Regions from separate parts of the Homo sapiens genome. Here region 2 is linked to region 1. The links are chromatin contacts, found by Hi-C or POLR2A ChIA-PET in ENCODE. All regions are on one chromosome and are shown on one strand. Each heading gives the region's core, a stretch centred on a gene start or an enhancer-like site at or near the end of the contact. The rest is flanking DNA. Distances are from core to core; before and after follow the strand shown.

Region 1 (4,737 bases), core at 1,109-3,608:
AATCATAATACTGACACTGACTGTATTGCCTTGTCCTTGGCAATTTTCTTTTGTTCTTTTTTTATTATTACAGAGTAATAAACTCTGTAAAGTGAACTTTCTCATGCTACTGGGATTGCTAGCAGTTACAGCAATAAAAGAGCTGTTTGTTGTCTTTCCATTTGGAAAATGGTTGGTGGGAGCAAGGGAAGCACTCAGGAAGCAACCGGGTTTGCTAACATAAACCACACTCGAGCATTTCTGTCCAGAGTTTATACACTAACCAGGGATGAACCAGCTGAGAATTGTGGGAACATGCTGTATATACTCACAGATACGAGCAGCCCAAGTGTGAATTGTCCTGTGTTTTCAATATTTCAGTAACAGTAATAAATATGAAGTCAATGATGAGGAGATAGAGCTGTGGAAGATATGCGAATAGATTTCATCTGTATTTCCTGAGTATTATTGTTTCCATTGTTTATCCATAACTTTATTTGAATAAAAATGGGCTATTATAAGAACATAAAACTTGAGGTCTTCCATGTTTCCATTCAACAAATACCTTAGGGCCCATTTTGTGAAGTATCCTTTCTTGAAGGGTGACTAAGATGAGTCATACATAGTCTCTGGCTTCATGGAAATTTCAGTCTAGTAGAAGTGGAAGAAAGGCAGGTGCATATCTACTTGTTTGTACCAAGCACACAGTCCATATAAATCATCAGGCCAGGCAGTGAGGATACAACAGCAGCTAATAATAACACAAAATGCCACACAATGTGTGGTTTGAAACAAGAGAAATCCACTCTCTCATGGTTCTGGAGACTAGTAGTTGGAAATCAACATGTTGATAGGACCATGCTCCCTCTGAAGCCTCCAGTGAAGGATCCTTCCTTGCCTCTACCAGGCTCTGGTAGCCCCAGGGGTTCCTTGACTTGTGGCAACATAGCCCTGATCTCTGCCTCTGTCTTCACATGGCTGTCTTCCTTATGTGTTTGCATTTTCACATCATCCTCCTCTAAAGACACCAATCATATTTGATTAGGGCACACTCGACTTTGGTATGACCTAATCAGAAATAATTACATCAGTACTGACCCTATTTCCAAATAAATTCATATTCCAAGGTACTGGGGGTTAGTACTTCAAAATATCTCTCTGTGGAGGGACATAATTTAACCCATGACATGGAACACTTAGGGAAATATGCTATGTATAAAAGTGGAACAATCACACGTCTGTAGAAAATAATGAGATATAAAAATAAATGAAGACTTGAAAAAGAATTTTGAACAACTTGAGCCTTAGGTGGACAAGGGAGAGGAAGAGACTTGTAATCCTAGTTATCTGGCCCATCATTGGTGGTCACCTTGAAACCAGTCTTGTTCTGAATTTGAGAATGTTGATCTCTCCCCCCACCCACTAAACACTTCTGTACTTCGTTGCCCGTGAAGTCCACAGTAGAAGGGCCTGGGTCCCTGAGCTCCACTATCAGATCTCCCAAACTGGAGGCTGACCTGCTTGAATTCCTGCCAACACTCTGCCTTGAGAATTTCCTAGTTACTTATTTCAGTTAGAACAGGACTGAAATCCAAGTTGCAGCTGTGCTCAGATCTCACCTTAAAGTACTGAAATGCCATCAGTCCTGGGTTCAGTTCTTAGTCCTACATCACTATGTAATAGTCTTTGGAGAAACTTCCTCTGACAGCGCCCCTGTGTTCAGCTTCCTTAGCTTTGCCTACATTTGTGGGTTGGCCAATATGTGGCCCTTCCTTCTATTACTCAGCCCCGGTGTTGGTGGGTGGAAGGGAGAAAACAGATCTGGAAGATGCATTTATTATTACGTGTGGAACAATGGGCAGTCTGGAGAGTACACGTAGAATGGTGGGCAGGCAGTATGATATTACACGGAGCATGGACAGGACTTGGGGGAGTCAGATCAATAGATAATAATTTTGGACTTAAGGTACTGCAAGAGATTCATGTTATCAAAATCAATTAATATAAAAGGTGGGCTTACTTAGGAAGTTTTAGTTTCTAATGAATAAAAACTGAATATGCAATCAATACTACCCAAAAAACCTGCATGCTCAATATAATAGTGCACTTTTAGTTTTCTCCTTTTTAAAGGAAGCACATATCACCTGTTTAAACACTCCAACACAAATGATGTTGCTTGCGGCTTTTCAGAACAACGAGCTAGTTTATTTTGAAAATGGACCATATTATTTATTTGCCAGCAGACAATTTATCTACAGGAAATGATTATACACAAATACTCACAATGGCTTATTCAACAGGAATCCTGTCTTAAAACAGGTATTTCCAGTGGTATTCTTCCATGAATAAATACAATGCCCACTGAAATACAAAGTTCTCACGAATGGCATGGTGCAAACAGGATTCAATAGTACCAATGGGGTTCAGAGTCACTGTGACATTACTTAGCAGAAAGAATCACTTTTGCAAAGCCACCTCCATGAGGTTTGGTTAAGAAACTTGTAATCAGTACCTCAGGTGTTTACTCATCAGTGTTGATTATAATTTTAAAAGATAAAATACACACACCACACTCTATTACATTAAAAAAAGTTTAAACTCTTTTTGTTTCTGAAAATAATAGTATAATTCTTCCCCCTCTAGAATATTTATCATCAAGTTTATTTTCACAAATAAATCACTTAATAAATTGTTTCTCTTTGATTCAACTCGCTTATGAGGTTTTTTCCCTCCATGCTTTAATTTTGAAATATTAAATGACTGTACAAAATGATCAAAAAAATCTGGTCTATTGTTTTATGTGGATACTTTCCAGATTAAAGAACATTTATGGGTTTTTTGGCAATAAAACTTATCTGCTTCTGGAATCCTTGCATTTCCTAGTAAGAGCTGCATTTACTCAACCACTACCATGTTGTTATACTGATAATGAAGTATGCTATGGTCAGAAAACATTTTTCATTTTTATGTTTTGCTAAATATTCACCAACACTGCAAAGTTTTTCTTCATTTGGTTTTCAAAACGCCTGCCTGGAAAAGATAAATTTTTAGGAAGTACGAGAGATAGAAAAAAAAAAAAACTTTAAAGAGTAGATTAAGAAAGATTGTTTCAAGTAAGAAGAGAAACTTGGAGGTCTGCATGATTCATGATGATAACGATAAATAAATCCACCTAGGACAGGTAGAGTACTAAGAAGAATCCAGGAAGTAAAGGCATTCTTAACAAGATCTAAATGTAGTGGTTGATATGCCAAGCCCTGCACATAAATGCTTTGATTTAATTTTTCCTCCAATTTTATGTAGTAGATACCATTATGTTTACTTCGTAGCTATTAAATTGAGAAACAGAATAAATTGCCTAAACTACCACAGCTGGGAAAATTAAGACTTGATTGCCTGCCCCATGACCACTGTGCAATAACGCCCCCTGGAGAAAAGGAGGTTACAAGCCAGATCCTAAGAGCTATAAGATTGTTTAAAATTTTTTGCAGCTTTGGGTGAATAGGGAAAATTACCAGTTAGTTCATGCAGATGTTAGTAGTTTGTTCTCCCTTGGAGAAACACAGAAGTAATAATATTGAATAAAGTCATCATTACTTTGATTTCTATTTAAATATAAATTCTCTCTAAGAAAATAAGTGACAAATAAGAATGCTTATAAATAGGATTTCTTTTTCTTTCTACTTTTTCCCCTTTCTCACTTGCACTTAAGGTGCTGAAAGTGGAGTTCATTGTACTCTTCACTGATATTAGTGGTCTTCATAAGTCCTGTCTCTCTTATTTTCTCTTCATCCTTGTAATGTGTTTAATGAATCCTCTAGGATATAGTCATATCCTTAAGAGATGTGAGAAATTGCTTTCTCACCGTATTTGTCATTGGGTAGACACCACTCTTCATTAAGGAATGCTGGATTGAGCTCCAAAATGTTTCAATTGGTCTGCATTCTCACCAGACATGCCTGAGGATTCCCCTTTCCTTTTGTAATTGCCGAATTTTACTATAATTTAGCTTTCTACATTTGTATAATCTTAGGAGTCAAAAAGGGTATTTAACTGCTCTGGCTACTGGTGATGGTATTCACCATTTTGTACACTTGCTAGCCACTCAAGTTTCCCCTTTGGTACTATCTATGTAAAGACTCAACTGGTTTTTCTATTTGATTTCCCCTTTTTCTCAGTGATATATTTCCCAGCTATCCATTATAAATATATCCTCCTTTATTCTAGTAGCCTTTTAATTTTAGCTATCAAGTTTAGAACATCTAGGGTTTATTTTTGTTTATATTTCGTGTAACTTAATTTTTCTCCATATAATAAAATCTCATACAATTCTCTACTAAATACTCTTTTTATTTCTGTCAATGACAACAGATTTATTTCACCTCTATTATGCTCCAACTTTTGATCCAAACGGTACTTTTGGCCTCAATATTGCATTCCACTTGTCTTTTTGTTTCCATGTCGGAACCACACTATGTATTCCACTTTATTTTGTACCATTAAAATGATGTTGTGACATGTCTTCATACACCTTAGGTTGATTCTCTTTCTTTGCTTTCTTATTTGTAATCTTTGTTTCTCACAGACCTTTGTTTGCCCATATGATCTTTGAATCAGTTTGTTCAGTTCCTCAAAAACTTCTTCTGAAATATTATCAGAAAATGTACTGAATTCATGAGTTAATTTGAGAAGAATGGCATCTCTACAATGTTAAATTTTACCAATCACGAACATTTATGTCTGCATTTATTTAGGATA
Region 2 (4,737 bases), core at 1,305-3,804, 53 kb before region 1:
AGCATCTTTGTAGCCAGCGCTGGCTACTGGATGCTGGTGAAGCTGGAAACACTGAGCTGAGTGTTGAGGCTTGTGAGATGCACCGCTCAGTCATTCCTCCAGGTTTTGCTAATCCACCAGGGTGCTGCAAGGGAGCTGGACATAGATCTACAATACCAAAAGTCCCATGGACCTAGTCTCCATCCAGACATAAGGAACCTCATCATTACTCTCCAAGTTTGAGCCTTCCCATATTCAAAGTACATGTGGATTCTCTTGTCCTTACTTGTAAAATATCCTCAAGAGTTCAGGCTTTAAGAATATAAAAGGTAGGTAGAAACAGAAAATGTTTTTTAGGTACATTTAACTGTTATCTACACAATAAAATTTAGCTCTTTTGTGAGAGTGGCAAATAATTCCTTTCTTCTCCTCATTATTTCAGAATTATTTGAGAGGTAGACAGAGATTACCAAGAGAGAGATCATTAGGCCAGCTGTATTACTGATAAAGCTGATTGGAGAGGTGGTTTTAGATGTGTGGCCAAATGCACTAGTAAATACTTTACATCTTGACAATTAGACCTATTCATCCACTTAGTAACCAGCATACTGGACAACTTCAGGTCTCCTCAGAAGGGACAGAGCCCCCTGAGAGAAGGTCAGAACATGAATGGGTAGAGGATGTGACAGGCTGGTTTCAAAAGACAGAGTCTAGAAGGGGCTCCAATCCTACCCCACGGAGAAATTACTTTTTCTTCTATTGTGAGTGCTGTGGTCTCAATGTATGTGCTCCTCCAAAATTCATATGTTGGAATTTAGACCCTGAAGTGATGGTATGAAGAGGTGGGGCTTTTGGGGAAGTGATTTAACAATGAGGGCTTTGCCCTCATGAATTGATGAGTACTTTCTAAAAGTAGTCAAAGGGAGTGTGCTTGTCCCTTTTTAGCCCCTTCCACCATGAGAGGATACAGTAAGGGAGAGGAGCCCTTGCCAGACACTGAATCTGCTAATTCCCTCTTGGACTTCTCAGTCTCTGTAACTGTGAGAAGATTCATTTCTGTTTTGTTATAAATTATCCAAAGTATTTTGGTTTAGCAGCACAAATGAACTAAGAGAATGAGCTTCAAGGCAAAAGGAGCTTTCCCATAGGAGCTTTCATCTCTAATTTTTCAGCAGCAAAAACAAATACACAAAAAACCAACAAGTTAATATTTCAGTGCATAATTTTGCCTAAACCATGGGCTTTCTGAGTACAAACCTTTAAAAAAGAAGATAACTCTCTTGTCCTAATGTTTAGTTAGTTCATAGTAGGTTTTTATTTTCATTATCATTATCATTATCATTATCATTATCATTATCATTATCATTATTTGAGACAGAGTCTCCCTCTGTTACCTAAGCTGGAGTGCAGTGGTGCGATCTCGGCTCACTGCAACCTCTGCCTCCCGGATTCAAGCGATTCTCCTGCCTCAGCCTCCGAGGTAGCTGGGACTACAGACCCATGCCACCACGCCCGGCTAATTTTTGTATTTTTGGTAGAGACGATGTTTTGCCATGTTGGCCAGGCTGGTCTCGAACTTCTGACCTCATGTGATCCACCCCGCCTTGGCCTCCCAAAGTGCTGGGATTACAAGCGTGAGCCCTCAGCCCAGCCAAGTTTTCAATATATATTAGTTATGCATGCCTGCATGAACAAATGAATCATGACTTTTTCATTTTATTTCCCTAAACAGAAACTTTCAGTTGACTTAATTGAATTTATAAGTTATTTCTTATCCTAGAATCCAGCACGTTTTTATCTTGTCCTAAGAAAACTTACCACATTATCTTCTACACTTGCCAATATAATCTTTCCATTCCTGTCCAATGGATCTAGTGAAAATTAGTTGTGCCATGCTCACTTTCATTTTATGATTGTTTAGATTGTATTACTTTTTTCCCTGTTGTAATCCTCTACATCATTCTTCAATCTCGTGTTGAAACTACATATTTTTTCTCATAAATTGCTTATTAAGGAAGCCAAAGTTTTCTCTTCTCCTCAGACTACTATAACTTATACTGATTCATGCAACTCAATTGTTACTTTTCAAATATTTCCTTGTTTGGCTGCCATATATATTTTTTCTCTTCAATTAATAAAATTCTTGAGAATAAGAAACATACCTACATTTTTCCCCCTTGCTTTCATGCCTAGAAGAGCACTGAGCAGATAATAACTGCTAAGTACATCTCACCGACGGTGTTAAATAAACAAAAGCCTGACATGCTACGTAGTTTCCTGCCTGTGCTCTGCAGTTTAATGGCCAACAGAAGGTCTTTTGTGGCAATTTATGTTTCTGAGTCAAGAGCATTGTAATCAAACATCCTCCAAACGAAGTCAGAAGTTAAACTCCTGCCACTGTCTTCCCCTTTTCCAAGCACAGAAGACTATTTTTCTAAGGAAATTCTGAGAAATTATCTTTCATCATAATTAGTACATAATTCCAACTCAGTTAACCTTTGCATGTTACATGATAACATCTCCTTGGTTTAGCTTCAGGAAGTGATGATGTCATACAGTGTAGGTGGGGAGCATATACTATTACAACACTTTTGGAGGACAACCTAGCAATGATATCACATGCCTGAAAATGTATAAAATCTTGGCTATTAAGTTCTGGTTTCTTATCCTGAGGGATTAGTCAGAAATATGTGCAGGATTTAGATGAGAATTTTGTGACATTATGAAAAGTGGAAAACAAGTTCTATGTCAAGAAATAAAGATTGATAAAATAAACTAATATATGTATCGTGTATGTGTGTTATGTGTCAACATAAATGGTTATGAAAAATAAAATAATTTTATCTGTATAAGAGTAAAAAAAGATGAAAATTTTAAAAATTAAAAATTGATTAAGAAATGCAAAATATGCAAACATAACAGATAAAATGGAGGAAGTTATAAACATTTACACAATGGTGATACTGGTGTTTATCACTAGATAAGTGGAGTGATATGTATTTTTCTCTTATTCAATTACTATTATCCTATATTTATTTTGGTTACCTTGGGTTGCTCTGGAAATGAGTAAAAACAGAATTCATTTTAAATTAAAACAAAGGTATTAAAGTATGTAATTGTCTAGGACATTTGAAAAAGATCTATATATTCAATCAATTTAATAACACTTGTGAATACCCAATTAATTCCGGAGAGGGGTTGTGAGGTGGGGTTCACACACTTTTGAGGTAAATGGGCTCTAGGTCGAATAAAAGGATGAAGTTATCAAGGTTTGAAAAATATTTTTTACCTGGGTACACTGGAAAAATCTATCCTTTCCTAGAAGCTAATGGCCTTTATGCACAGCAATCTGCTACAGCAGCCTGCACAATTTTATTTGCCTCCTCCAGATGATGTGCATACTAATTAGTCATGAGAATTCCCTTTTCACAAGGTCAAAGAGTTAATGTTAGAAGCATGGTTTATAGGCACTTCTTTCTTTCTACAAACAATGATAAACTCTCACATTTTGCTTATTATAAATAAGTTTAAAATAACATTGAAAAATAAATATTTTAACAAAGAAAATTAGGGCATTAAGAGGGAGAGACTGGATAATGTGTTCATGGAAGAGGCCTGTAGATTTTATAACAATAATAGTTATCATTTTCATAGTATCTTTTGTCCTGCCTTCATGACAATATTTTAAACAATAGTTACTTAAGATTTTTGAGTGAATTTAATGAATTTCTTATTGTTGCTTTATTCATTAATGTCTAGGTCATTCATTAATTCATGGCATACTTACAGGCAACTTCAGTACTATTGTGGATTCAGTTCTAGACCACTCCAATAAGGCTAATATTGCAATAAAGCAAATCGCAGTAATTTTGTTTGCCAGTGCACATATAAGTTATATTTATACTATAATCTATTCAGTGCACAATGGCATTAAATCTTAAAAAAATGGACATATCTTAACCAAAAATACTTTATTGCTAAAAACTGCTAACAGTCATCTGAGTTTTCTTTTTCCTAGTGAAAGGTCTTGCTTTGAAGTTGATGGCAGCTGATGGATCAGGGTGGTGGTTGCTGAAGACTGGGGTGGATGTGCCAATTTCTTAAACCTACAATGAAGTTGCCTCATTGATTGAGTCTTTGTTTCATGAAAGATTTCTCTGTAGTATGTGATGCTACTAGATAACATTTTACCCATAGTGGAACTTATTTCAAAATTGGAGTAAATTATTTCAAATCTTGATGCTGTATCAATTAAGCTTATGTAATATTCTAAATCTTACATTGTCATTTCAACAGTGTTCACAGCATCTTCACCAGGACTATATTGTATCTCAAGAAACTCCTTTTCTTGCTCATTCATAAGAAGCAACTCCTCATCTGTTCAAGTTTTATCATAAGATTACAATAACTCAGTCAGAGATTCTGGTTCCACTTCTAGTTCTCTTGTTATTTCCACCACATCTGCAGTTATTTCCTCCACTGGCCTTGAACCCTTCAAAATCATGCATCAGGGCTGAAATCAACTTGTTCCAAACTCCTGTTAATGTTGATATTTTGACTTCCTCCCATGAATCATAAGTGTTCTTAATGGCATCTAGAATGGTGAATCCTTTCCAGAGGTTTTCAATTTATTTTGCCCAGATGTTTCAGAGGCATCATCAAGACAGCTATAACCTTACAAAATGTATTTGTTAAATAAGACTTGAAAGTCAAAATTATTCCTTGATCCATGGGCTGCAGAATAGATAAGATGTTCTG

Evidence for each region. Hi-C counts contacts between places; a loop is a spot of excess contacts on that map. ChIA-PET counts read pairs that join two places held with the same protein, here RNA polymerase II (POLR2A). Pooled maps may share reads with other maps.
Region 2: a map of colonic mucosa shows a loop between it and region 1 (2.0-fold over the local background). The contact joins two enhancer-like sites. A Hi-C loop is called at or near these places in 4 of 168 maps with a recorded cell type or tissue (Right ventricle myocardium inferior, colonic mucosa, heart left ventricle and 1 more) and 9 of 50 pooled maps. POLR2A ChIA-PET finds 5 or more read pairs at or near these places in 1 of 52 experiments (OCI-LY7).

The regions. Positions count from the first base shown.
Region 1 is chr4:155,528,057-155,532,793 of GRCh38, reverse strand. No RefSeq gene overlaps it. Among named protein-coding and RNA genes, the nearest start is that of GUCY1A1, 140 kb to the left of the region's middle. Within about 2 kb of position 2,358, at least 2 of the 41 ENCODE cell types and tissues checked have a DNase peak (open chromatin) inside an H3K27ac peak, as active enhancers do.
Region 2 is chr4:155,580,873-155,585,609 of GRCh38, reverse strand. No RefSeq gene overlaps it. Among named protein-coding and RNA genes, the nearest start is that of GUCY1A1, 84 kb to the left of the region's middle. Within about 2 kb of position 2,554, at least 2 of the 41 ENCODE cell types and tissues checked have a DNase peak (open chromatin) inside an H3K27ac peak, as active enhancers do.